7 separate regions of the Homo sapiens genome follow, and all the other regions are linked to region 7. A link is a loop called in an ENCODE intact Hi-C map of the cell type or tissue named here. Cell type or tissue: endothelial cell of umbilical vein. All regions are shown on one strand.

What was found. Hi-C counts contacts between places; a loop is a spot of excess contacts. Peaks named below come from ENCODE experiments on the same cell type or tissue, not always from the same donor. Only the 100,000 strongest peaks of a DNase experiment are listed, where the experiment ranks them.
Region 1: a loop joins it to region 7, with 5 times the contacts of the local background. A loop is called at or near these places in 14 of 110 quality-filtered maps.
Region 2: it touches region 7 in a loop (5-fold over the local background); 9 of 110 quality-filtered maps call a loop at or near these places.
Region 3: a loop joins it to region 7, with 17 times the contacts of the local background. A loop is called at or near these places in 31 of 110 quality-filtered maps.
Region 4: a loop joins it to region 7, with 9 times the contacts of the local background. A loop is called at or near these places in 25 of 110 quality-filtered maps.
Region 5: a loop joins it to region 7, with 4 times the contacts of the local background. A loop is called at or near these places in 25 of 110 quality-filtered maps.
Region 6: a loop joins it to region 7, with 18 times the contacts of the local background. A loop is called at or near these places in 102 of 110 quality-filtered maps.

What each region holds. Positions count from the first base shown.
Region 1 is chr2:119,216,626-119,220,625 of GRCh38, reverse strand. No RefSeq gene overlaps it. Among named protein-coding and RNA genes, the nearest start is that of STEAP3, 5.2 kb to the left of the region's middle. RefSeq lists a silencer at 1,459-1,753 and enhancers at 1,962-2,558, 1,929-3,128. In endothelial cell of umbilical vein, a CTCF peak has its summit at 1,683; no DNase peak of the experiment used is centred here.
Region 2 is chr2:119,288,614-119,292,613 of GRCh38, reverse strand. It overlaps a transcript of C2orf76 not described here. Among named protein-coding and RNA genes, the nearest start is that of STEAP3-AS1, 42 kb to the right of the region's middle. RefSeq lists an enhancer at 63-564. In endothelial cell of umbilical vein, a CTCF peak has its summit at 1,534 (motif pointing right); a DNase peak (open chromatin) is centred at 1,553.
Region 3 is chr2:118,881,163-118,885,162 of GRCh38, reverse strand. No RefSeq gene overlaps it. Among named protein-coding and RNA genes, the nearest start is that of EN1, 36 kb to the right of the region's middle. RefSeq lists a silencer at 3,339-3,398. In endothelial cell of umbilical vein, CTCF peaks have their summits at 2,383 (motif pointing left) and 3,444 (motif pointing left); no DNase peak of the experiment used is centred here.
Region 4 is chr2:119,009,777-119,013,776 of GRCh38, reverse strand. No RefSeq gene overlaps it. Among named protein-coding and RNA genes, the nearest start is that of MARCO, 70 kb to the right of the region's middle. In endothelial cell of umbilical vein, a CTCF peak has its summit at 2,190; no DNase peak of the experiment used is centred here.
Region 5 is chr2:119,315,437-119,319,436 of GRCh38, reverse strand. It overlaps C2orf76 (chromosome 2 open reading frame 76), which reads left to right. Exons shown (of 6, transcript NM_001322331.2): 4 at 1,934-1,971. Among named protein-coding and RNA genes, the nearest start is that of C2orf76, 49 kb to the left of the region's middle. In endothelial cell of umbilical vein, no CTCF peak of the experiment used is centred here; no DNase peak of the experiment used is centred here.
Region 6 is chr2:119,406,227-119,410,226 of GRCh38, reverse strand. No RefSeq gene overlaps it. Among named protein-coding and RNA genes, the nearest start is that of TMEM37, 24 kb to the left of the region's middle. In endothelial cell of umbilical vein, a CTCF peak has its summit at 2,342 (motif pointing left); a DNase peak (open chromatin) is centred at 2,316.
Region 7 is chr2:119,473,954-119,477,953 of GRCh38, reverse strand. All of the region lies in intron 3 of SCTR (secretin receptor), which reads left to right. It overlaps SCTR-AS1 (SCTR antisense RNA 1), which reads right to left and starts at 1,500. Exons shown (of 2, transcript NR_147847.1): 1 at 996-1,500. RefSeq lists enhancers at 2,633-3,183, 3,734-4,000. In endothelial cell of umbilical vein, a CTCF peak has its summit at 1,514 (motif pointing right); a DNase peak (open chromatin) is centred at 1,493.

The DNA of each region.
Region 1 (4,000 bases), 260 kb after region 7:
TGCCCAGTGGGCCGTGGCTGCAGGAAAGGTGCCGCTCCCCACTGATGCTCTCCCCACTAGACCAGGTGCTGCAGGACTCCTCCAAGTTCTGGAGCACAGGAAGCTCTTTCCTATGTAAGGCTGCATTCAGGGCAAATGGAGGCATTGTCTTTGCCATCACAATGACCTGATGGGTGGAGGCACATCAGCAGCAGTCAGAGCTGAGGCAGGGCAGGTAGTGGGAGAGGGCACTGAGCGGGGAGGCCAGCTGACAAAGGGGTGCTGGAGCCTGGGACTGAACCTCACAGATTCTGCTTTCCATGGCCCATGATGGTGACCCAATATTGTACAGCATTATAAAGTGTGGCTTACAGGGCATTAGGACACCCCCCCCTCCACATACACACACGAAATGTCCCTGCACCCCAGAATTTGGAATTCTACTGGAGCATAAGGTTGTCCTCCTTCCAGTCTTCTCTCGAAACATGAGCCCTCCAGAGAGGAAGCACTGTCTGAGCTCTGTGTCATGAGAATCTGTGTATCTGCAGGGAGATGTAACTGTGGCCAGCGCAAGAGTATGGAGTAGCTTCCAAAGGAAGTTGCTTTTTATTTGTTTATTTTGGCTCAAGGGAGCATTGATAAAGGCAGTTGCTGAAGGAAGAGTGGATAAAAGATGCCAGGGTGGAGGGTGGGTGGGGGAGCAGGACCAACCATCTTTCTGAGGGAGCTTCCTGGCGCGTAGTAGGTACTTAAACTTTTGTGTATGATCAACGGTCTTGGCTTGTGACTAGACCAAGATCGCCAACCAGAATGGAGGGAGGCTGACCCAGCACATCCCGGAAGCATTTACAGAGCCAAGGAAGAGATTCTTCTTGCCCGTCTATGATAACATTGCATTGCCTTTCAGCTGGGGGCGATTAGAAAGGCACTCACTACTAGATCATGGGAGATGCCTGGGTTTTAACCCCTTGCTGCTCGGAAGGTGGTGATCATGATGGCCTGGGAGGGTTTTAGAATGGCAGAGTGTCAGGCCACCCCAAAGCTCCCAAATTAGAATGGCATTTTAACAAGACCCCCTAGGAGGTTGTATACGTGTTTAAGTTTGAGAAGCGCTGGTCTACATTACAACTGAGGAAACTCACTACTCCCTGAACACCTGCATCAAGGTAGATTCACAGAAACCTAGAACTGGATGACACTTCCCCTCACCAGGGTGCATGACAATATCATACTTTTTGCTTGCTAAAAAGTCCTTGTGAGGCAAATAGTCTGATAATCTTCTGAATTTCTACAAATATGGAAAAATAACTCTACCCTTTTCAACATCAGTGCCTATTACACAAAGCTCCAAGAAAAAAAAAATCATGATTAATATTTTTACTCTTTTCCCATAACTGATCATATTTCCCCTTTTACTGTGGTAGCCAGGATACTCAGGCACATGTTCACGACTATATCGTCCTTATTAAATATATTTAAATGCTACTTTCTTTCCCCCAGTCCATGATTTTTTTGTCTGATTTACTACTAGCCTTATTGCTAAGCTTTTCGAGGTAAGCCGTCCCAAGCAGCCTTTGGAAAAAGTCAACCGCGTAAGCAAAATAAATAGGAAACTTCTGTGCACTCCAGTAAGGGAGTCCTCTTTCCCCTTGACTGCTGTCACCTTTCGTGGTCGTGGCACGTCCTCTGCTGGATTTTTGAGCCAAGGACAGAGGGTTTGGGAGAAGGAGGCCTCCTTGGACTTCTGCCAGGAGTTACTGAGAAAAGAAAACCCAACCAGCTGGGGGGCCAGTTGGGGGGAAATCTGCACAGGATGTTCACACTGTGCCCCTCCCTGCTTCTTTCCTGACCCCCAGAGCTCACCTCAACACATCTGGAGTGTAGGGTGTTGTCTGCCCTGTCAGACCACTCTCCACACACAGCCTGGGGCAGGAACAATGGGACAGGTGGCTGGTGCTCACTCAGCACAGCAGGGGTGGTGGAAAGACACATGTCAGCTGAGGCTTGGCTTCAGGGCAGGCAAGTCACAGCCAAGTCACAGCCCAGCCCAGCATAGGCAAGGTGTAAAAGTCACTGGCCTCAAGGTCATACGCAAACACACTGTGATCAGAAGTGGAGGTAAATACACCCCACAGGGCTGGGATATGTTCTGGCATGCCCAATTCTGTTTCCTTGGTCTTGGCCTTCAAGGGGAGGGAAGGGAAAGGAAAGAGAGTTTGCTGAAGTCCCACCTGGGGCAGGCATCGTGCTACATTGAGGTCAGCCCCCTTCAATCCCCACTGAGACCCTGCAGAATGGGTGGGATCAGCCCCATTTTTCAGATGAAGAAGTGACTTTTTTAGTATCATGCAGTGAGGAAATGGCAGATCCGGGATTTGGACCAGGTCTGCCTGACTCTCAGATCTTCCACTACCTTTGACCCGCTAGGTGGAGGGCTCCTGTGAGCTGTGGCCTACACACCTGTGGTGATCCCTCAGTACTGAGGACCAGGACCAGCTTAGTGTGAGGGCCCAGCAGGGGCAGTCCATGCAGGGAGATGAACCTGGGGGATTTTCTCCCAAACACTCCTCACAGAGCTCCCTGGCCTGCCTAGGCAAGATCCTACCAGCCATCCCCAATCACTGGTTGTGTCTACCTGAGATCTGCACAGCTCGGATGCAGGTCTGTGGAATATCAGGCATGTCACTGAGAGTCTGGTTCTGTGTGGTGTACTACCTGATTTCATGGACACACACACAGAAGGCCATCGTCTCAGAGCCATCTTTAGGCGTTTGCTGGTTACGGCAGCCTGGGAGAAGCCAAGTCACTGCAAGAAAAGGTAAGGGAGATAATGGCTCGAGACCCTCCCTCAAAGGTCTAGGGGCACAGCTACCCAGGTTTGGGGCCTCCAGGGAAGAGGGGAGATGAGACCTTGGCTTCTGGAGGCTTCCATAGGGTAAAGGAACATGCGCAGGCTTTGAAACCACACGGACCTGGTTCAAATTTCACATCTCCGCTAAGTCTCCATTTCCTCCACTGTAAAATGAGTGTATAGACCTCTTAACAGGTTGTAAGAATTAAGTTCCCAGGAAAGTGCTGGGCACTTAGTAGGTGTTCATTAAAAGGCTGTCAGATAATCTGAAAGGAAAAGAAACGGTGTTCAGAGAGGAAGGGAAATACTGAAGAAGACAGTTCCCAAAGGAAATTTACCTCCAGGCAGGCTCTGCTCCACCCCCTTGGAAAAGGTCTTCTTCCTTATCCTGTGTGATGATCTAAACCCTCCTTTTCTCTGAGAGGCTCTCAGGGAACTTGCTGTCCTCTGGCCTCCCCCTCTCCCACAGCGAGGAACCCCAGGTGGGCAAAAGACGCCAGTGGCCCCTCCTCCTCTTTCTCCTTTTCTCACATGAACAGTAGGTGTTGTTGGCACCCTGGTCTGGGAATCAGGAAACCTGGCCATGCCCCACCCCCATGGCTGGCTGATTCATAAAATCTCTTCTTGTTGGACCTCGCACTCCTGCCAGCTTGAGGTATCTGAGATCTTGGTGTTGGAAACTTCCACTGCTACTCTGAGAGTTGCTAGGAACAGGCCCTGCCTTGTGCAAGGGCAGAGGTGCCCTGAGAGGCGCTTCGGGAGATGGGGCTGGGGAGGGAGGAGGCAGATGATGAGAGGCCTGATTTGCCTTTGGTGAGAAGTGAGGCTTTATCATGCTGGCGGTGGGAGCCCAGAAAGATTTTAGGAGGTATGCATCTCTGTGTGATCATAATAGCTAATATGTTTTTGAGTGCTTGCTACATCCCAGATGCTGTTCTAAGAAGCATTTTGACTGTATTAACTCATCTGATCGTCATAATACATTTTCCGTTTTTGAATTTGGAAACTGAGACACAGGAGGTTAAGTCACCTGTCTGATGTGACATATCTCAGAAAGTGGCAGAGCCAGGATTCAGACCCCTGGTTCTGTTTTGGTTCCACCTCCTACTACTACATCTCTGTTGTCTGGACGCCCTTATTCATCTCTGAAAAGACTTTCTCCCTGGTAGC
Region 2 (4,000 bases), 190 kb after region 7:
AGTGGTATAGACTGAGCTCTGGAATAATTGGTCAGCAGTCCTGTGTGCATATGTGTTTCAAATGGAGTTGAGGAAATGAGATGAAAACCTGTGTTGAAAGTTAGTTTGTTTTTGTCGGTCTGACTCGGGTCACTGCTGCACTTGCATTTTCATGCGGCTGACAGTTCTTTTCTGCCGCTAGGGCTCTGCGTATGCCCGGAGGCGGTCCTGAGCCTCCTGTGAGGGCTTTTTTACCAGCTGGAAAAAAAACAAAACAAAACTCAAACGCTGTGGTGGTTAGTCACAATAGGCAAGATAAGTGTCCTAGATTGTCATTTGTTTCTGTTTGAACTGTTCCCTGGAAAACTAAGTAGAAAACTGAACAGTGGATTGTACAACTGTACAAATTAAGGCAGAATTTTTTTCCCCACTTGCCTTAAAGCAAAGTTGCTTGTTTTAAAAGTGACCTAGAAGTGAACTTGTGGTGACATTTAAAATTATACAAATTGGAAAAGGCAAATGGTGCACTTTTGCATATATTGGAATCATTTGTCTTTCTGTGTTTGCTTTAGGCAAGCATGAGTGGGAAGAGAGAGCTCCGCTTGGACATAGGCAGCCCGGGGTTGGAAGAACACAGGCATTGTTGCTAGCTTGGAGGTGTGACCTTGGGTGAGCTGCTTGGCCTCTCCAGGTCTCAGTTTCTGGCTCTGTTAAGTGGGGATGATAACACTGACCTTCCAGAATTTCTCTGTGACTTTGTTAAGGTGACCTAGCTCGGTGCCTGACTAAACATATTGTTTTGGGGAATAATTTCTGTTACACTGCTATTTTACAAAGAAATACTACTAATCCCATCGCGCAGAGAGAACATTTAGACACTGAATAGGAGGTTGTCCCCCATGAGTGCTAGGCAGTGGAGCCAGGCCTCTTCCTACAAGGCAGGGGTGTCCGGCTGCTGCCCGTTCTCCCCCTCCACCTGTCAGCTCCAACCACACCACCCAGCAGTGTTCTTGGACCCAGGGAAGGACTCGTTTTTTATTTTCCAAGAACCTTCTCTTCCCATTTCATTTCCCGAGGTGCCTTGCCCTTGGATTCAGCCAGCCCTGAGCACATTACCTGTCACATGTTTCCCTGACATATCCCCTTTCTTCTGGTTGCAATTTTCCCCAATTAGGAGTAATGGGCTCATTAACAACAGCCGGCACTTTAAATTTCCTTTCTATAAGGATAAAGCCGTCCCTTTCACTATTCTCTGGCTGTAACTTGCTTCAGGTGGGATGGGGTGGAGTGAGGTGGTAGAATGAATGGATACACAGCTTGTTCAAGGAAATAGAATCTCTGGGAAGAAAAATCTTGCAAAGGCAGGTTTTGTAGTTAGAATATTCTAGATACCTGCCAGGCACCAGCCGATTAATGCCCAGCCGTTCATCTTTACATCTTGCCGAGCAGCTTCTCCTCGGTATGACACCTTTCCTGCCATATTAGCAGAGCCTCGTTACGCGGAGAAGTCCAGGCTGCAGGTCAGGTGGAGTGGCTCTGCACTTGTCCGCCTTTGCCTACCCTTCAGCCACCAGGTGGCAGCAGAGTCTGTCTGGGCCTGGGAACTGATGAGGCCGAGCCGGTGTCAGTCATTTGTTAAGGACTGTGTTCAATAGGTTTGTCCCCCTGTAAGTCAGCCTTGGCGTCTGATAGCTGAAAGTCAAAGCCATCAGCTTGTAGATGGGGTGGCATGTTGTACTAGTGCTCAACAGCGACCATGCAATTGCTACTGCCTAAAATTTTATTTTTATTTTTATTATTTTTTTGAGGCGGAGTCTCACTCTGTCGCCCAGGCTGGAGTGCAGTGGCACGATCTCGGCTCACCGCAACCTCCGCCTCCCAGGTTCAAGCGAGTCTCCTGTCTCAGCCTCCTGAGTAGCTGGGATTACAAGCGTGCAATGCCACGCCAGGCTAATTTTTGTATTTTTAGTAGAGACAGGGTTTTGCCATGTTGGCCGGGTTGGTCTCGAACTCCTTACCTCAGGTGATCCACCCGCCTTCGCCTCCCAAAGTGCTGGCATTACAGGCATGAGCCACCACTCCCAGCCTAAAATTTTATTTTAAAAGTCAATGCTTAATTATTTCAAAGCCAATACCTAACTTTAGTCAGTTTTACCTCTATAGTCTTATTTCCTTCTTTTTCTTTTATACCACTCTATTTAATGATGGGCCATTTCTAAAAAGAAGACTAATAATGTGTCAACGCTTTGGAAAACGTCCCTGTATATTTGTTGAGGATTCCTTAAAGCTGAAGGTTGAAAGGTCGTGAGCCGGTTTCTATGGCTTCTGTGTTAAATGCTTCCTAGTACAACAATTGATAGGCAGCCTCCTCCATTTGGCCCAGGTGAGGTGCTTAAAAAATTCCTTCTCAAACCAATTGCAGGGAGACGTTCTTCTGCTTGGTGGAGGGGCTTGGAAGCTGTCCTTTAGCTTGGGCATATGTGAGCCTGTAAGCAGTGCCCAGAGCTTTGGGGTCAAATGGTGACTCCCATGCAGGGGCAGGGACGCAGGAATTACTTTGCAGAGGGAATGTCCCTCTTCCCTTCTGAAGACTGAATGTTCTCACACATAATTAGGCAATGCCAGTAACTCTTTGGATAGTGTACAAAACCCTATGTTTGTTTCTAGGTTATTTTAAAAATTAAGAAATCTCACTTTAAGGCAGCAGACAGAATAAAAACCAGTCTGCCCTGGTGCAGAGCGGTGCCTCTGTGGTCTCTCTTCCTGGCTTAGCTGGGTGTGGCTGACAGCAGAGAACTACTACCGGCAGAGGGCTGAGTTGGGGCTACGAGCGGGGCCTGAGACAAGGTCTAAAGTGGCAGGGTCTCTTTATAGCTCTGTGGACCCCCTTGGTGTCTAATTCCAGTCCCCAGTCCTGTCAAAGCCACCCTGCACTTTTTTTTTTTTTCTTGAGACGGAGTCTCACTCTGTCGCCAGGCTGGAGTGCAGTGGTACGATCTCGGCTCACTGCAACCTCCGCCTCCTGGGTTCAATCGATTCTCCTGCCTCAGCCTCCCAAGTAGCTGGGACTATAGGCGCGTGCCACCACGCCCAGCTAATTTTTGTATTTTTAGTAGAGATGAGGTTTCACCGTGTTGGCCAGGATGGTCTCGATCACTTGACCTCCTGATCTGCCCACGTCAGCCTCCCAAAGTGCTAGGATTACAGGCGTGAGCCACTGCGCCCGGCCACCCTGCGCTTTAATGCAGACACCACAGCTGGTAGACGCTTCCAGACTAAGATGTCAAGGAGACTTGGTTAAGTGCAAGATGGAACACAGAAGCTAAACCACAGGAGAGTAGAATCTTAAGAAGGCTGATTTGAGGCAGAGTACAGTATGTCCCTACCTTCTGGCTGCATGAGACCTCCTGACATAGCGCACATTCTGCAGCCTTAAGGCCCCCGTGTTTGCTAGAAATGCGTTGGGACCTGCCTGCAAAGGTCCTGGTAACTGGCCTTCCTCGGGCTCCAAGTCAAAGGGACAGAGTAGTTTCTAGAGCCAGCAATTCTCTCTGTATTCTCTCTTCCTCTCTTTCCAACATGTTGGCTTTTTCAGTGTCTTGGCCCAGGGTTGCTTATACACTTGAAAGTAGAGCAGCTTGAAGACAGATTATTTCGGTTTTCCCTGAAAGCCTTCGAGAGTCAGGGAAATTTTGCTAGAAGGCTTGAGGTGTAAGAGAGGGAGAGGAGGCTGGGGGCTGGAGTGACTCACCAAGGCTGAGGGGATGGAGCTTGTGGGTTCTACCATTGCCACGTGTCTTGTTCTGGGGAGGTGACTTGTCCTCAGAGGGGAATAGCTGACCCTAAGCAGGTGAGTGCCTCCTCTCCAGTCTCTGGCCTGAGCAAGGCCTGCGGCTTCCAGGTTCTGAGGGTGAGTGTCTAGCTTCTGGTGGATGGTGCTTTCTGCCAGTGTCGGGGTTGGAGCTTTCTCTGCTCTTACAATTCCACCCTTCCATCCACTTCCCGCCTTCAAAACTTGGAT
Region 3 (4,000 bases), 590 kb after region 7:
TTGTGTTGGCCTTCCAAGAGGTGGTTGCACATTTATTGGAAGTGATGCTTTCACTAGGCTAAGAAACAACTCAGCTTGAATGCCAGACTGATGATTATACATGTGTGGATAATGAGAAAGTACAGATGTTTCTGGAACATACATCCAGCTATAGAATTTCAGACTCTTACAGCTGGAGGGTATGTTAGTGATGACCTTGTCCTACCCTCTCATTTTACAAAAGAGAGACAGACAAAGAAGGAGTCAAAGAGAGAGAAAGAGAGAGATAGAAGTAGTAAAGAAAAAACAGTGTACCCTATTCCTTTAAAAGCCAGGGTAAATTTCTGTCTACCCAGCCAAGGCATATTCTTCTTATGTGGAACTTCAACCTATATCTGCCTCTCAGGCAGTTTGCAAGAAATAACAAAATCTATCCTTCCTCTGCAATCCCAAATAGACTCTTTGGCAGCAGTGACTCTCCAAAATCACCGAGGCCTAGATCTCCTTACTGCTGAGAAGGGACGACTCTGCACCTTCTTAGGGGAAGAGTGATGTTTTTACACTAACCAGTCAGGGATAGTAAGAGATGCTGCCCGGCGTTTACAGGAAAAGGCTTCTGAAATCAGACAACGCCTTTCAAACTCTTATACCAACCTCTGGAGTTGGGCGACATGGCTTCTCTGCTTTCTAGGTACCGTGACAGCCAGCTTACTATTACTCACCTTCGGGCCCTGCATTTTTAACCTCCTTGTAAAATTTGTTTCCTCTAGGATTGAGGCCATCAAACTACAGATGATCTTACAAATGGAGCCCCAAATGAGCTCAACTAACAATTTCTAGTGAGGATCCTTGGACCGACCCGCTGGCCCTTACACTGGCCTAAAGAGTTCCCCTCTGGAGGACACTACAACTGCAGGGCCCCTTCTTCACCCCTATCCAGCAGGAAGTAGCTAGAGCAGTCATCTCCCAATTCCCAACAGCAGTTGGGGTGTCCTGTTTAGAGGGGAGATTGAGAGATGAAGCCAGCTGGACTTCCTGGGTCTAGTGGGGACTTGGAGAACTTTTGTGTCAAGCTAAAGGATTGTAAATGCACCAATCAGAACTCTGCAAATATGCATCAATCAGCGCTCTGTGTCTAACTAAAGGATTGTAAAATGGACCAATCAGCACTCTGTAAAATGGACCAATCATCAGAAGGTGGGCAGGGACAAATAAGGGAATAAAAGCTGGCCACCCCAGCCAGCAGCAGCAACCTGCTGGGATCCCCTTCTATGCTGTGGAAGCTTAGTTCTTTCCTTCTTCACAATAAATCTTGCTACTGCTCAGTCTTTGGGTTTGCACCACTTTTAAGAGCTATAACACTCGCCATAAAGGTCCGCGACTTCATTCTTCAAGTCAGCCAGACCAAGAACTCACTGGAAGGAACCAACTCCGGACACAAAAGGAGATCCTGAGGCCTAGAGAGGGGAGGTGACTTGCCCACTTCTTGCTGCCCAGTGGCATAAGCAACATGGTGTTTTAAACCCTGGGAACTTGAAGACATAGGGACAGTTGCTTTGGGGGAACCATACACATTGCTCAGCTCTGCACACTTTCAGGGTCAGCTATCTGAAACCACTTAGCATACTCACTCGAGTCTCCTGAATTTGGTGGCATGAAAGAATTTATTTCTTGATGCATTTCTACAAACAAGGTCCTCGATAAGCAGGACAAATACAAAAAGAAAGTCAAAAATAGATGTTGAAAAATGAAAGAAAACTATCAGACAAACAAGAGACGAAAACCACACAGGATTTTAAATGGGAAAGTTAAGAATTATTAACTAATAACAGGGGAGTATCAGGGTATTGGCTACTGAGGGTAAAGGGAGCACTTTACAGAGGTGGCAGATATATGGGGCAGGCACTAAAGGCTAAGCGAAGTGCCCGAGGAGAAAACAAATGTGGGACACCCCACCCGCTTCCCCTCTCACCACCAAGGATGAGAATCAGACTTTGCGGGAGAGCATGGGGCTGTCCCCACTGGAGAATGAAGTTTGCCCAGGTGACAGGTGGAGACTGTCCAACAGGAAACTGCCCCCGGGGGTGACAGCAACCCTTTCCGGGAAGCTGCCTGGAGGAAACGCTGCTGAACTTTCTGAAAAATCGGCTGGGGGACTGGTGGGACGGCGAAGCCCTCAAGGGGTGCTTTTGAACTCACTGGAAGCTGGGCGAGGTGCCAGCAGAACTCGCTAGAAAGCTGCACACAGGGGATGCCACTGCAAGTCCTTGAGGGAGGCTGCAACTGGGTGTCCCGAACCCCGCGGGAGCAAGAAGGAATCAGAGCACAGAGACACCAGCAGAGAAGCCCTTCCCCCTGCAGTGTGCCTCTACCACCCTCTACTGGCAAAGCTGAGCATCGTGCCAGTTGCAAAAGAGACGTGTTGGCAAGATTCACCTCCAGTATCACAAGCAATGCAATGAAGTATGGGTTGGGAGAAGTGAGGCAATAAAGTGATAAGTGACACACTCATAACCTGGAACACAACTATTGAGGTAGTGTGCCCCTTTGGTCCTAGGCATTGCCCCCAAAGTCTCAGCCTTTCAAGTTTTCTCACTCTCTTTCTACCCCCAGGTCTTCCCTTATGGCTACACCGGATGATGTTCATGAATGTCATGGAAGCTGAAAACAGTCCCGCTTGGGTCTCAGAAGCTGAGGGTATTAGACAGGAAGGGTCACTTAGCCAGGCTGACCTCGTGTCCAGGTTTGCACCTGCTGTCCCAACCACTGTCCTGTTAGTGCTCCCTCCCACTCTCCCAAGTGTCCTGCTCAGGTGATAAATTACATGGTTCCCTGAAGGCAACCAGCCTGAGTCCAGTCCCATGACTTTACAGATGAGGAAACTCCTACACTGATGTCGAAGAAGAGGCTCTGTGGGGACGTGGGGAGGACTGGACTTGGCTTTAATGTGCAACTTTGGCTTGTTGTTAAGCCTCTATCTAAAATGGTCCACCAAGAGGTAAAATGAGGTCATGTGTGCAGAGCATCAGGCATACATCGTGACCTGAGGGATGGGATGCGCCAACCTCTGCCATGTAGCTCTTCCATCTGCCCACCTCCCCAATCCCTATCCATATTCCCCAGTCTGTCTTCCAGACAGAAACAACAGGGCACATTTATAACAGTGGAGCAAAATACCCCTTCAGAATAGACACTGCTAACAGAAAAGTTCCAGGGTGCAAATCTCAATGTTTGGAAAGGAGGATCAGAGCTGTAAACGCCCAGGGATTGCTAAGCAAGAAGAGGATATTGAGCACTCTCTCCAGTTCATGCCTCTGTCTCCTCAAAGTCCCTCTTCCTGATGGCTACCAGAGGCTTAGAGAAAGCAACCAGGAGCAAACGCCTCTCTCTGGGTAGGCCGGTCCAGCTCAGGTGCACCTATTCCATGGCAAAAAAACAGCCCACGATCTCCACCTGGTGGCCAAGCTATAGAACACACTCCCTCGCCAACTGCTGATCAACCTGTTGAGCAGCTACCCTGCGGCCATTTACAAAAGAAACACAGGCTGGGACCTTCTCTACAGGTGACCTGATGGTGGCTGCTCCTGGAGGCTGATTGGAAGCACGTGTCTGTCTCAGGCCACACTTTGACATGGCACGAGAGACTTCTCTGCCACGCTTGCTGCCCTGGATCCAGAACAGGTTACTCCAGGGTTTCTCAGCCTCAGTACTCTGAACATTTGGGGCTGGATATTTCTTTGTTGGGGGTGGGGTGAGGCCATCCTGTGCATTGCATGATGTTTAGCAGCATCTCTGGCCTCTACTTACGAGATGCCTGTAACAACCCGCTTAGTTAGGGCAACCAAAAATGTCTCCAGATGTTGCCAAAGTCCTATGCAGGAGAGGCAAGACACAAAATCGCCCTCAGTTGAGAATCACTAGGCTACTTAACCAGTCAAGCCTTCGGCACTTATAACGATAGAGACTGATTTTGGACTTGGGTTCCACACAGCATTCTGCAAGCCATTGCAGTTTCCAGTGA
Region 4 (4,000 bases), 460 kb after region 7:
TGTGGTTTCCTGCTACAGGAAGGCCTGAGAGGCCCGCAGTCTTTACAGGGTAATTTTCCCTCTGGTCTGCCATATGCCTCAGCTCTGTAAGCTAACCCTCTATGGATGGGAGTGAAGAGGGCTCTCTGGGCATACTGATATAAGCAGTGACACCTTGGTCTCCGTGCCTCATGGGGATGTGGCCTTGGACTGTCAGCTTCTCCAAGAGTCAAGTCCACTCATCCAGGAGATAAAGTGCCACCGGGTGCAGAGCTAGGAGCATCTGTAAATGCAGCCCACCTGGGGAGGAGGCTGATTTTTAATTTCAGCCTCTTTTATCAATGACAGCAGGAGCCACAATCAGCATCACAGAGTAGCCTTTATTGTCTCTGAGAACTTTCCACACTTGGGGTGCCATGAGAGGGCCACCTCAGCAGGCCCAGGTAGCCCCAAAGGGTCCCTGCTGCCCATGCCAGTTGGACAGCTCTTCTCAGGTTCCACAGGGAAACCCAAGCCTATCTCTCTCTGACCTGCCTGTCTCCTGCATTCTCTGTTTTGGTGACACTCCTGAGCACCCCAGCTGGGAACCTGGAATCAGCTAGGACCCTGCCCTCCGTTCTGTGCATTGCAGGCCCTCCCATCCCATGCCCCTTGGCCTGTCCCTGCCCCATGCTGTCGTGGCTCCGCTGCTGGGCTGGCCTCCTCACTGGTCATGTTCCCTGAATGTCCAGCCCCACCCTGGCTCATGCAGCTCCCTCCTCCTGCAGTGTCTGCTTCTCCCCTTGTTGTCTTGTACTCATTTTCCAATTCAGGTGGGGCTCCCAGGGGAAGGCTCTCTGCCCTTCACCAGCCCAGGCGGGTTCCCATCCTCTTCTGTGTCCCTGCATCTCATATTAGATCATCTAGTTGTCTGTTGATGGTTCTGTCCCCCCACCGGGCTGAGCACCTTGAGGGTCCAGCTGGCCCAGGTCACATGCCCAGCACCTGCTGCAGGCCTGGCACTTAGAATGAGCCGCCCAGGTAAGTTTGTTGAAACAGAATTAAACCAGAAACACTCCCCAGGAAAAGAGCTGGAGGAGAGAGGCAGCTTCCAGCAGAGGGAAGGGGGGCTATCAAATGCCAGAGGGCATGAGACAGTAGGTGGCACTCACCGAGTCCATGGGTGAGTGCCCACTGGTGTGGGCCTGTGCTGCCCTGCCACCCAGGTGGGCCTGTGGCCGGGGCCACTCTTCAGGGGCTCTGGGCCTCTGGTATCCAGCAACCTCACTTCGCAGATGGCACAGCCCCAACATGAGTTGCGTGAAGGCCTCCTCCTGGCTCTCTTCTCTTCTCACTAACCAGCCCTGATCCAGGAGTCTTCCATGCACAAACTGTAGAAGATGGTGCTGGTGTTTAAATGACCCCGTCCCACTCTTCCTAGTCCAAATGAGGAAACAGGACCTGGAGGAGAAAGACTTGGCTTGACGTCATAACCCACTATTTGGCAGACTAGGGACTAGAACTCAGGCCCCTTGACTACTTTGATGCTTTCCCACTACAGAACTCCTAGTCTCCCCAGGCTCTTCAGAAGTCCCTCCAGCAAACCTGCTGGAGTAGCCACCTCCTCCTGCCCAAACTCTTTACCCTGTGGGGGTTGGCATGGGAAGATGGTGGCAGGTATAGGGGAAGACATGGCCTTCTGGGTCAACCTTGGGTTTGGACCACCAGTTCTGTTGCTTACCTTCTCGCTGTGTGGCCCTGGGCAAATAACCTAACCTCTCTGAGCTTGTTTTCTTCTTACTAAAATGGGCAGTATAGCGTATCGTGGGATTGTTCTGGGGAATTAATGTCTATAAAGAACCCCACAGTGTACCAGTTCACAGTCGGTGCTTAATACGTGGGAGTTTCCCTGCGACCTAAGTGTACTGGCCCCCTGCACGTAGCTTTTTGAACACCATCTGTCCAGGGTCAACAGTGAATTTGTTATTACTAGGGGGTCGGAAGGAGAGGGCGAGGAGGGAGTTTGGCGGAGCCTGGGGCCGGTACAGCTGAAGAGAGGCGTCTGTCTTCCGAGGTGGGTGGGTGGGTCCAGGAGGCGCCGGCCGCAGGAGCCTTAGCGGGGAGCCGCAGCCTCTCCCGGTCCCAGAGCCGCCCGCGAGCGCGGACACCGGCCGGCTCCTGGAGGGCTGAGCACGGCCTGCAGCGACCCCGCGTGCCGGGAGAGAGAAAGCAACCTCCTGCGGCGCGGCCGCCACTGGACTAAGCCCCCCTTCTACTCAGAAGGGACAGAGGGGTGGAGCAGCCCCAGGTCATGTTTGTGGAGCCCAGCGACGTGAAACTCCCCCTTCCCCAGGCTGTTCCTCAGTTTCCAGCCCTGCCACTACTTGCAACAGCCAGTCATCCGCCCAGGGTTTGCCAGGTTCCTCGGGGGCCAAGCATCCGTGTGTACCAAGCACCTTCTGTGTGCCATGGAGCACCTGCTACGTTCTTCCCAAGCCCCGCCAAAAGGTGTGGAGATGTGGAGAAAAGCTCTCATCAGCTGATCCAAGCACTGCAATCAGAAAATCCAGGAAAATACTGTTTTAACATGCATTTGAACAGACCTGCAAATTTCGTGTGTTATCTTTAATGCTATTTTGAGGAGACAAAGCAATTTTGTCCGTGTTCATTAAGGTTGTACTATATGGAGTTCGGGAGCGGGGTGCAGGAAGGAATCCCACTCTGGCCCTGGGCCTGGTAGGAGTTCACATCAGAGGCCCTGCTGGCCCTCACCGTCCTGGGCCACCCTAACTCATCACTGTTTTGAAATCACATTTCCTCGTGGTTTTCTGTGGATCCTAGCCTTGGTGCAGGAACTGGGTCTCTGATCTTCCTATCAGCAGTGTTCAGCACAGTGCCTCATGGAGAGTAGGCATGTGTCAATATCTGCTAAGTTGCGGTGGGGAAGATGCAAGCGTGAGATAGTGAGGTTGGGGACACGGTTGTGACCGGTACAAAGGAAAACAGAGGTGCGGCACAGGATGAAGCAGTGAAGAACCCTTGGGTTAGGACATTAAACTATCAGTAGCCATCAATGTATTAGAGCTCCCAAATTTGCCATTCTCAGGAAATGGGACTTAACCAGGAGGCTAGCCACGGCAAGACTTGGTGCCCAGCTGGGTAGGAAGGAGAGGAAGCACGTGAAGGTGCTGCGCAGGTGTCTTCAGCAGGATGAGTGGAGGACCACTCAGCTCTACACACACCTGTGTTCAAATCCTGCCTCGGCCTCCTACCAGCTGTGTAACTGTGAACACACAGCTCCTCATCCGTAGATGGTCCTTGTAGTATCTACCTTGCAGGTTGCTCTACAGATTACATGAGAAAGCGTGTGCCTGGCACAGGGTGAGCCCTCAAACGATAGCCTCCTGACGATCCCCAACACTTCCAGGAAAGGCGGCAGCACACCCTCCCCACTCTAGAGTTGGATCCTTTTCCCTTGACAACCCGCCAGCACCTGTTCCTCCCCATCCACTCAGCTGCTGACCTTGGCTCATGCCCTCTAAGAAAATAGAAGCAATTTTCAGATGAGAATTCCTTCATCCCTCATCTTCCCACCACCAGATCCACTGGTGACTGCATCTTTATTCATAGCTTTGCCTTCCTTACTGCTGTACTAGAAAAACTATTCCTGTTCCCACCGATTGCTCAGGATCCTTTGCCCCCTCGTCCTCATAACAACTCTGCTCCTGAAATTATGCCCTCTCTCTTGAATTATTGATTTCTCCCTCTCTACTGGGTCATTCCCATCAGCATACAAACAGGATGTATTATATTTTGCTCTAAAACATCAAGTTCTCTCCTGCACCCCATCTCTCTCTCCCCCAATCTTCAGTCCCATTTCTCTTCTCAGCCCGCCCAGCATCCATGTTCTCTGGACACTGTACCTCCTGTCCTAGAATGGGCCCGCCCACCAGTGACACACAGCAGACCCACGACGACCAAGACCGAAAGCCTGAACTCAGGAGGAGGAGGTTTCTGGGTTCTTCGATGATGCATATTGCAC
Region 5 (4,000 bases), 160 kb after region 7:
ATGAGGATTATTTGAAAGAAGCAAGAACAAGGGAAGCAGCTTATTCAACACAGAAAGGGACAGTAATACATCTCTCTGCTGGTTTGTCATTTCTCCTTTCTTACCCACTCCTCAGGTCACACCCCTTTCTGTTGGAGAGAAAAATCTGGCAAAAACTTCTCTTCAAAACATTTCTTTTTCTGCTAAAATATGTAGCCGTTTAATTGTGTGTTTGCCAAACCTATTAGAGCAGCAGGATTTCTAGTTTAAAGGCTCATTAGCAAAATATATAGAACAGGATTAATATTTAGTAAGGTCAGACTATAGTTTTGCAGGTTGATTGCAACAGACTTTGAGCTCCTGTTATTTTAAAAATACTATTGGCTTCTCTCACTTGTCTCAAATAATAAACATATCTATAGTAAGAAAAAGGACATGATAGGTAATTTGGAATACTAGATAAGCTGAAAGTCAACTTTGTTTATTTTCTTACACACATTTTAAGCTTATTTTTAGCAATTATGGTTTATTTACATCCCTAATATGCATATTTTACTTAGGTTAGATTTATTTTTATTTCTTAGGAATACAGAGTTACTGAGGATTATGTTGACCTTGTATAAAAAATTACAAGGCCAGATGCAGTGGATCATGCCTGTAATCCCAGCACTTTGGAAGCTGAGGAGGGCAGATCACCTGAGGTCAGGAGTTCGAGACCTAGCCAACATGGTGAAACCCTGTCTTTACTAAAAATGCAAAAATTAGCTAGGTGTGGTGGTGGGAGCCTGTAATCCCAGCTGCTCGGGAGGCTGAGGCAGGCGAATTGCTTGAACTTGGGAGGTGGAGCTTGTAGTGAGCTGAGATCATGCTGCTGTACTGCAGCCAAGGCGACAGAGCAAGACTCCGTCTCAAAAAAAAAAAAAAATTGCAATAGATAACTGAAAGTTGACTATTTAAAATAATGGGCAAATTCAGAGTGCTAGTTCTTATCTAGATAGCCACCTTATTGTGTATTATGAGAACATAGTTAAATAAGGTCTGTTTTAAAAATAGATCCTTTCATTTCCTGTCACTGTTGGAATTCCTTGTTACAACGTGATTGATAGGAATGAGTTTTAGTTTAAGTTTGGGAGTTTATTCAATAATACACTGTAATCATAATGCATTCATTAAATGTTTAAATAAAAACGAGTGAAGAATCGGAAACTTTCTGAATTTCAACCTGTTGAATGGCTGTGTAGATTATGTAATTAAGGGCTGATTGTTGCTGAGTTCGAATTTTACCCAAGTGTGGAGAAATTACTTACTGGAAGTGCACAGTGTAGCCTGACTTCAAGATAAACAAATTAAGGAGTGAAGTTGGGTTTGAATAGAGCAGATGAAATGGTGTGAGCCTGTGCAGTATTTGCAAACCAAGAGACAGATAGTGATATTCCTGGGGCATTAGCAGCCTTGCTCAGATTCCCGGTGGTCCTAGATACAGTGTTTGAATACTGAGAGTGGCAACACCTGTATCATCATTTGCTCTCTTGTCATTATATCTCATCTGAATAGATTTTTTTGAACTGCATTTGCTAATGTCTATTTTAAGACTTTTTTTTTTACATTATTTGCTAATCCTGTTCTGTATTGACTCCAAAAAAACAAGGTACAGTAATCTGATTTGCTTGTCTTCCATTCTAAGAAAAAATGTGCTGAGTTGACAAAAAGTTCTGACACACACACTGCTGTGTGTCAAAGACCAAGGCTTTAAAAGATAAAGATCTTTTACTTCAGTTTTAATGATCTACAGAAGTAATTTTTCTTTTGCTGTATAGTATATTTCTAAATGAGTCTGGTTATAAAACAAGGACTTACATTTCTCAATTTCGTAGCCACCCTCCACCCATTTTAATAATTTGAAAAGAAGTTTAGAATAAACTGTGTAAAAAGATAACTTGCTTTTTTCTTTCAGATGCACTAAAGATTATTCATCAAGCACATAAATCAAAGGTATGTTCCACAGGTACAGTATCTGGCACATAGCAAGTAATCAATGTTGGTTGAATTTGTGAATAAGTGAATGAATACATGTACATCTAAAATATTTCCCATTATAATAGCGCTTTTTATTTTGTAGGTACCCTTTTTACTGCCTTAGCTTTTTCATTGAAGAAAAATAAGCTATTTCCCTGTTAGTAGTAGGTCCTTTTTAAAAAAGTGTTAATTAAAAAAAGTATACCATATTTTGTTTATCAAGCACATATTTAACATAAAATAAGCATAAAACTTGGAAAAGTAAATTCAATTTACAGATAAAAGAAACTGCTTATTATCTGGCAATCCAGTGTCTTTGATTTTCTTAATTCTGTACCAGAACAAAAGGGCCAGATGCAGACACAAATAATTCACTTGTTCTAATTTGATTCTTGCTGTGTATAAGAGAAGGCACAGAACTGTGGCTCTGGGAACACACCTTTTAGCTCCACCAAGGCCATGGCCTGCAATCCTGAAGTTGTCTTACCTTTCCCAAAGAGAGCTGTTTATTTATGGGTTTGTTGTGTGTTTATATTTCTGTTTTTTTACTTTTTTAGAGTAACGTTTTTATGAAGCCACAGTCAAAGATTTGTTTATCATACAGACAGAGCAGAGTGATCTTTTTTTCTTTAATCTCTGGCCTTCCATAGAGTCCTCATTAAAGCAGTAATCTTCCTGTATTATATAAACTACTCAAGAATAAGATATTATTTGTCATATCCCAATACCTAGCACAGTGCCTGGCTCATAGGAGTTTTTCCATAACAATTTTTGAATGAAGTATTTATTAATTCATTTTATTTCATTGTCTTCTGTAGTCGTAGATGCACTCCATACACTCAATCACCTTTCAGATAAATGCGTATCACAGATCACAAGAAAATGGCATGAGGCTATGTCTGTTGACCATTGATTAGTAACTGTGTTTTAAAATTTATGTTATTTAAAAAATATTTTTGTGGCTTAAAACAACACACATTTATTCTCCTACAATTCTGGAGGTCAGAAGTCCAAAATCAGTTTCACTGAGCAAAAGTCAAGGGTTTAGTAGGCTTGGTTCCTTCTAGTAACTTTATTTTTTATACCAAGGATTGTATATGCCAGTTTTACAATATCCATTGTGAAATGCCTCAAAATGTCATGCTCACACGTGTCTGGGGCTGTGGTATGGAATCTGCCCTTTTGATTGGTACTAGAATGTGTGGCCACCATATTTGGACTTCGTCCAATTTCTCTCCTCTGGGACAGGAATGTTTTCAACCTCATTCCTAAAATGTAGAGAATAGGTAATGTTCTATATTTTTGTGTATTATATACATCTAAAATACAAATACAAATATAAAATAAAGTTAAAATAAAACAATACGCTCTTCAAAAAGGTTGTAAAGCAAAGCAAGTCCCCATTCTCCATTCATTGCTGCATGTTCTACATCATTTGGCTTTTCATATGCTCATGTTGCCAAAAAGGAGTAAGTAGTAAATTATTCCTTTATCTTAGTGGAGACATAGTTCATCATGTTCAAATTATCAGTATTATAACATTTAAAAAATCTGGAAATTATCCTGTCATCGGAAGACAAAACAATCTTAGAATTGTTACTTATATTTAAGACATATGTTTCACACTGGCAGGTTCTAGTTATAAAATTAGGGCTTGTTTTTCCAGTTGAACAATGTATTTGTTTAAGGGAGGACTCCCAAAACAATTAAGTCACTCAGAGTGCTTCTGGAATCTGGCTTTATGAACTTTGATCCAAATCATAACAATGCTAGTTAAGATGCCCTGGGGATGGTTCTGCAAGTTTCTGCTTCAACTTTTCTAAGGGAAGAGTTCAATATATTTTCACAGATACGGTTTTAAAACTTCAGAGAAACTTCATCCACATGTCCTCATTTGTGCCTTATCCAGTTCACAGTCATTTTTCTCATTTCCAAGTTATTGTTGTCCTTTCATTTTCTATTCCCCATCTGCGGGGCCTGTGGCATTGCTGGCTTGGCCTGTTAG
Region 6 (4,000 bases), 68 kb after region 7:
AGAAGACATACACATGGCAAACAGGTATATGCAAAGGTGCTCTGCATCAATGATCATCAGAGAAATGCAAATCGAAACTACAGTGAAATATCATCTCACCCCAGTTAAGATGGCTTTTATCCAAAAGACAGGCAATAATAAATCCTGGCAAGGATGTGGAGAAAAAGGAGCTCTCATTCACTGCTGGTGGGAATGTAAATTAGTACGATCACTATGGAGGACAGTTCGGAGGTTTCTCAAAAAACTAAAAATAGAGCTATCCTATGATCCAGCAATCCCACCGCTAGGTGTACACCCAAAAGAAAGGAAATCGGTATATTGAAGAAGTATCTGCACTGTCATGTTTATTGCAGCACTGTTCACAATAGTCAAGATTTGGAAGCAACCCGAGTGTCCGTTAACAGATGAAGAAATAAAAAAACGTGGTACATACACACAAAGGAGTACTATTCAGCTATAAAGAAAGAATGAAATCCTATCATTTGCAACAACACGGATTGAGCTGGAGGTCATTATGGTAAGTGAAATAAGCTGGGCAAAGAAAGACAAACATCACATGTTCTCACTTATCTGTGGGAGGTAAACATTAAAACAATTGAACTCTTGGAGATGAAGAGTAGAAGGTGGTTACCAGAGGCTGAGAAGGGTAGCTGGGGAGGGTGAGGATAGAGGTGAAAGAGGGATGATTAAGGGGTACAAAAAAATAGTTAGAAAGAATGAATAAGACCTAGTATTTGCTAGTGCAACAGGATGATGACAGTAAAAAAAAATTAATTGTACATTTAAAAATAAGTAAAAGAGTATAATTGGATTGTTTGAAACACAAAAGATAAATGCTTGAGGTGATGGATACCCTATATACCCTGATGTGATTATTACACTTTGCATGCTGTATCGAAACATCCAATGTAACCCATAGATATACACAACAACTATGTACCCACAAAAATTAAAATAAAACAAAAACACATAATATACTGATTGATGTTCTGTGACCTCAAGTTAATTGGAAAAGTTGGGTCATGTGTCCTTAAGAAGGCAGGGAGCCCACAGGCATTTAACATGCTTTCTATCCATTGTGATGGGCTGTTCCTGCCTGAAGGGGTCAGCTGCAAATATTTGGGACAGATTTATGTGCAACCAGTTACGTAGGTTATTCCAATGTGTGTCTGTGTTAGGGATTACAATATTATTATAATATTTGTTGAGCACTTGTGTACTAGATACTGTGCTAGGCACGCTAGAATGTATTGTTTCATTTATTCCTCACATCAACTTTTTTTTTTTTTTTTTTTTGAGACGGAGTCTCCAGGCTGTCGCCAGGCTGGAGTGCAGTGGCGCGATCTCGGCTCACTGCAACCTCTGCCTCCCGTGTTCAAGCGATTCTCCTGCCTCAGCCTCCCGAGTAGCTGGGACTACAGGCGCCCGCCACCACGCCCAGCTAATTTTTGTATTTTTAGTAGAGACGGGGTTTCACCATGTTGGCCAGGATGGTCTCGATCTCTTGACCTCCTGATCCGCCCGCCTTGGCCTCCCAAAGTGTTGGGATTACAGGCGTGAGCCACCGCACCCGGCCCGCATCAAACTTTTTAGGCAGGAACTACTATATCTCCATTTTAGGGAGAGGCAACAGAAGCACAAGGAAGTCAGGCAGCTGACCCAAGCTCGTTTGCATCTGGGGTTTCAAATCCAGGGCTTTCTGCACCATCAGCACTCTCAGCACAACACTTGCACTCTGGACTCACCACTTGCAACCTGGGTGCTCCCTGAAGGCCTGGGTTTGATTGAAGAGTCTCAGAAATCTCCCAACGGCATTTCCTGGAGACATTTCAGAATGCCCAGCTGCCTAGATGGTGAGAAGAGCACCAGGAAATGCCTCCCTCTGGGGAAAATCTAAGTGGGGACTGGAGCAGACTGTGTGGATTCAGGGCTCTCACGCCCCTGGCAGGCTCGCTGAGCTGGGCGGTGCTGTTAATTCAATGCAGATTGAGTGTCCTTTATCCAAAATGCTTGGGACCAGAAGTGTTTCAGATTTTGGATTTTTTTTTTTTTTTCAGATTTCGGAATATCTGTATATACAGAATGAGATCTCTTGAAGACGGGGCCCAAGTCTAAACATGAAATTCATTTTTTTCATATACATCTTTTACATGTAGTCTGAAGGTAATTTTATACACTGTTTTAAATGGTTTTGTACATAAGACAAAGTTAGTGTACACTGAACTACTGGGGTCACCACCAACACAAATGTCTCAGCCGAGAATAAACTTGGCTTCCCAAGTCCTGTCTGTGGGTAGAGGGCCCACAAATCCCAACACATTCCAACATCTCCCTCTGCTGGCCTCTGCCTGACATTACAGACAAATAATTGATTTATTCCCCACCCAAGTCTGGCACCCCACTGCCACAAACATATACACATCTTGCAGACATAAGAGATTTTAGTGCCTCTGTGTCTCTTTCCCTCTTCTTTTGGTAGCACTGCCCTGTTCTCTGGGGGGAGACTGGCCCTCTCCCCTTGCCCACGTTACCCGTTCCCAATGGAGCCACAGTCTCAGAATCCTGTCATTCCTGGCTGTGGCAAGGGGCACATGGCCTGGGGGTGGTGACAGTAATGGATGGGTCTGAGGGGTGAGTGCCTAGTCAACCTAAATGGGACAGTTCTGGGGCATTATATATACACTTGGAAGTCCCTTCTTCCTCTAGGGTCTCCGTCGGTGGGGCAGTCAGCAGCCACTGCCCTCCTCTCTGCCTAAGAAAGTCCCTCCCCAGCAGGACAGAACAAGGCCACTGCACAGAGACACCCTAGGGAGGGAAGGCTGGAGGCACACTCAGATCCACACCCTGGATCTACATTCCTAGATCCAGGCCCAGTGGGCCAACCAGTTTGCTGTGGGACTTGAAACTGAAGTGGAGAAAAAAAGCCACACACGTTGAAGCTGGGGGCTCCCTAGAGATTTGACCACCATTGCAACTGAGCATGTGGACTTGGCTGTGCACACTGGTCACTGTACCTGGGAATATACTGAGTCAGTCTGCACAGTATTCATTAGCATTCATTTTATTTGTTTTTCAGCCATTTCTTGTGTACATCTTTTTGTTTATTTCCACCCCCAACCCCCATCCCAACTGCCAAGCTCTCTCACTGTCTCCTGAGCAGGGACAGGTGCTTTCATTTTGTCCAGTGGTGCAGGTCCTGGTCCTGCGATTTTAAATTAGAAAGACATCAGGCCAAGCCTCAGTTTACCCAGTGATGGGGGAGCCCTATGGCAGGAGCACACCTGGTCCCTCCCCATCTCCCACACAGCCTCTGGCTGCAGTGACACTGGAACCCAGGGAGGCAGGATGTTCCCAAATGTCCCTTAGTGGAGTAACAAATGGCAATGGCTTGGCAATCATATTGCCTAGAGCTGGGAGTCCCAAATGCAGCAACAACAATTAAAAGTGTAAATGTTAATGCTAATGTCGCTTCTGCATTCTAAGGATGATGGTAAAATTCCCATTTCTCATACAGGGAATAGGAGGAATTCCTCTCGCCATAGTAGTCAGCCTGGCGTCTGGTCCTGCTCTGCCCTGGAGGTCCAGCATCCAGGGCCTGCCATGTTCCTGGATCCCCTTCCCAGGCCAAGGTTCAGCTCTCCATCCCTGCTGCTGCTTGTGTGGTGGTGATCCAGCTCCCTTAGTCAAGGGTCATTTGTTGACCCCTCCCACTTCCAGCTCATATTCTGCACTTTGAGGGACTGGAAGTGCTGTGGTTTGAATGTTCATGTCTACTTCAAAATTCATGTTGAGCCTTAATCCCCAGAGCAACAATATTAAGAAATGGGCCTTTAGGAGGTGATTAGGCCGCTTGGGCTCTGTCCTCATGGGTGAGATTATTGTCCTTAAAAAAGGGCCAAAGGGAGAGACTTTGCTCCCCTTCATTCCTTTTGCCACAAGAGAACACCTGGACGATGCCATCTATGAGGAATAGGCCCTCACTGGACACCGAACCTGCTGG
Region 7 (4,000 bases):
GCACACACACACATATTTGGGGAACATGCTGCTCCCTCGAAGCCTCACTCAACACCCTACACTATGGGAACTGGGGGAAATGAGGTAGACAGGCTTGAAACCCGCTCCTCCAATTCCTGGCTTGGTAATGCTAGCTGCTGTAACAGACAATGCCCCACATCTCAAAGCCTTCATGCAAATTTGTCCACAGAAAGTCCAAAACAGGCTGGGTGCGGTGGCTCACACCTGTAATCCCAGTACTTTGGGAGGCCGAGGTGGGCGGATCTCCTGAGGTCGGGAGTTCGAGACCAGCCTGGCCAACATGGTGAAACCCCATCTCTTCTAAAAGTACAAAAATTAGCTAGGCGTGGTGGTGCACACCTGTAATCCCAGCTACTCAGGAGGCCGAGGCACGAGAATCACTTGAACCTGGGAGGCTGAGGTTGCAGTTAGCTGAGCTCGTGCCACTGCACCCCAGCCTGGGCGACAGAGTGAGACTCTGTCACAAACAAACAAACAAACAAACAAACAAACAAAAAACGTCCAGAACAGGAAACAGGTATTCCTGATTAGCAGGCAGCTCTCCTCTACACGGTGACCCCAGCACCCCACACCTCACAACCGTGGCATCACATAGTTTCCAGGCTGACTGGCGGAGAGGAAAGAACTCGGAGGACCACACAGCAGAGGTTCATAAGGGGCGGGCCTGGGAAGGATCCCACTCTGCCCACATTCCCTCGGCTAGAACTCAGTCACATGGCAACATCTAACTGCAAGGGACCTGGGGAAATGTCTTTTAGCTGGGTGCCAGTCAGCCCCGGGATCCAAGTTGCTCACTGCTGGGGAGCCTCAATTTTCTTGACTGTAAAATGGGGAAAATAAATAAGACCTGCCCTGTAAGGCTGTGCTTGGAAATAAATTTTGTCCCTTCTCCCCTACTCCTCTCCCTTCTTTTCCTTTTTCTCCTTCCCACCTTCCCTCCCCTACCCCTGCCACACACACCCCCGCAAGCTTACCAACTTTACCTGCCAGCGTGGCCCCTCCATGCTTGCCTCTGGGGTCCTGGGAGCTCAGGACACAGGAGATTAGTCCAGATGTGGCGGACCTAGAGCCCCAGGCTGGTCAGGTGCAAGGTCACGCCCAGACTCCACTTTCTGACTCCTGTGCAGTGCTCCTCCACAGCTGACCGGGTTTTTCTCCTGATGGAAAGGACTCGAAGCTCTTCTCCTTTGCAGCCGTCCCTTTTCAGCCTTCCCAGAGCCACAGCACCTCCGCCTCCCGCAGCACTGTCCCTTCTGCCCTGCAGAGGGGATAGGCGGAGCTGGTGCTCACGGCCACAAAGTGACCAGGTGCCAGTCCTGTCACATCCTTTCTCAATTAATTGCTTGAACCCCTCCCTGCCTCATTACGTAAAGGCTCAGTGTCTCCCTCTTGAGGCTCCCCTACCCTTGGATTGCTCATGGTCCGCGGCAGGAAGCTGGACCATGTCCACACAACGTGAGGATGGAAGCTGGGGTCCTGTGCCGACTCTGCTGCAGTTTCTTCTCGCCGCCACATGGTGTCGCTGTGGGCCTGCAGGGCCACACCAAAGGCCTGCCTATTGGGCTCTGGGCTCCCTCCAGGGTGGTGGGGGCCACGTTGTTCATACCCAGCCTGGGGGTGGGTGGCCCAAGAGCACAGGTCAACAGCTGTCTGGCCTCAATTTATCATCAAGAACTCCCACCCACCCCTCCTTCATCCCCATAGATCTACTTCTGGGTCTGATTAGACTCCTGCCCCTTCATCTCCCGGCAGGAAGGCAGGCTTCCCTAGGTGGTGCCCCCAACCCTAACCCCAGGGGGAGCGCCCAGTGAGGACAAGGTGCTCTGGAAAATAAATTAATTCTCCTTGAGGGCACCTACTACATGGGTCCTGACAGGAGGGGTGGGGTCCATGTGACTGGAGAAACCGCAGGCCGATTCTGCCCCCAGATGTTTCTGTTCATGCCAGGCCTAGAATGCTCCCTCTAGGGTGTATTCCTTTGATTCTGAAAAGGACGCTGGTCTTCCAGAGTTCCTTATTAAAAAACACAATTCCCCAGCGGCATCCCCTTGGCCCTCTTTCTCTTCCTACTTAGTGAGGATCTGGCCTTAAAGCGGTCATGCTTCCCAACCTGATTAGGGTCCCGGAGCCTTCTGAAAATCAGATGAAAGCTTTGGACTAGTCTTTCCCCGAACTGCATAAATATATATCTATATATCTATATATTTATATATATGCACATAATATATATATTTATTTTATATTTATAATATAATACAAATATAAATATAAATATCTATTTATATTATATATATAATATAAATATCTACATCTATATATATATATATATGCACAAACATCCTTTCAGGGGTCCCCTGAGGTGCACACTGGCCTGTGCCTGGTTAAGTTTCCCTTACCTATTAGGAATTCAGCCCTGGGGAAGTGGGGAGGCAGCTGCTTTGCAGCTCTACAGAGTGGAAGGCAGGGGGCCCTGCCTTGTTAGCAGCTCTGGGCACCTGGCCTGGGTCACATGCAGCATCTGTCTTGGGAGTCCTGCTGTGTCAGTGAGGAGAGGGCCCCAAACGGGCAGGCCTGCTGCCCTGGGCGAGCCCACAGGGAGCCCAGCCTCTAGGCACGCGCTGTCTTATAACCTTCGATTCTGGCCTTGGGGGAATTTGTGTTCCCTTAACTTGCTTTCCCATCCACCCAGCCTAAATTTGACCACCGTTGTTTCCCATCTGACAACCTAACTCTCTTGATTCAGTTCCAGAAACCTCCCCACCCCTCGCCTAAATTCCAAGATTCCAAGCCCCTCCCACTTCTGCCTATTTTAGAAAGGCCAAAAAGAGAGGGGAGTGATGCCTCGGTGCCCGCTCTGTGCCTGGCACCAGCCTAGGCATTTTCCGTGTGCTCTCATGTTCCCTGCTCACTCTTGCAGTGTGGGTGATTATTTTGTGGCACAGAGAAATGATGCACCGAAGGTCACACAGTGACCAAGAGGCTGCACTGGGTTTCAGACTCAGATCTGGCTGCTTCTAAACCTGCGCTCCAGGCCTCCTGAGCCTCCACAGGGCAGGCATGCCCAGATCTCAGAGGACACGGTCTCCTGGTCCTAGACGCTGCCCCTGAGACTTCAGGAAGAGGGCCCGGTGGGTGGGTAGAACAGTGATAGCATACGCTGTGGCTGGGCATGATAGCTCAATTCTGGGCCTTGGTGTTCTGTCCTGTAAAATGGGCAGCAGCACCTCCTTCAGTGGGGCACTGTGAGGATTAGACCCTAAACCCTGTTAGCCAGGGGCCCAGCCCCTGGAGACTGTGTAAAGAAGCATGCCACGCTCAGCTGGGGCTGTTAAGGCTCCAGTGAGAGCAAAGGGGTGGCAGGGCTCCTACCCACAGGACTCGGCCATCAGCATCCTGCCCCCTGCAACACTTACACCGGCCTGAGCTGGGGAGCCAGATCCCAGCCCTCCTTGGCAGCTCAGAGTACAGAATTCAGCGAGGCCATTCAGCCCGAGGAGGGAAACTCCTCACGGTGGCCTTCCAAGACTTCCCTCCTGGCTAGTGGCTCCCTTCCGCAGGCTGGGCTCCTGCTGTAAAAGCTCCAGTGGGGAAGTGCTCTCCTCTTCCCTATGAGAAGAGTTCAGGGCAGGCTCTTTATCCCCATTCAATTTGCCTTTCTGTCCAGCCAGCCAGCCCGCGTTTGATAAGCAGAGGCTCTGGGCCAGGCACTGGGGAGGCGGGGAAGCCACTGCCCATGTGGTGAGAGGGCCCAGCATGCGTCCTCGTGCCAGGGGTGGGGGGCAGTGAGCAGCTGAGCCGGAGGACTGTGGTGGTCTCACGATCTATTATGCAGAGAAATGCAGAGGGGTGGCCTACAGGTCGTGGCCGAAGGACCCTCCACCCTTCCGTGAGGGGCGCTGCCTGGAGGGGTTCATCTCAATGGCACTCTGGTGGTTTTCAAATGGCTGAGTGAGCAGGGCATGAAGTTCCATTTAAAACA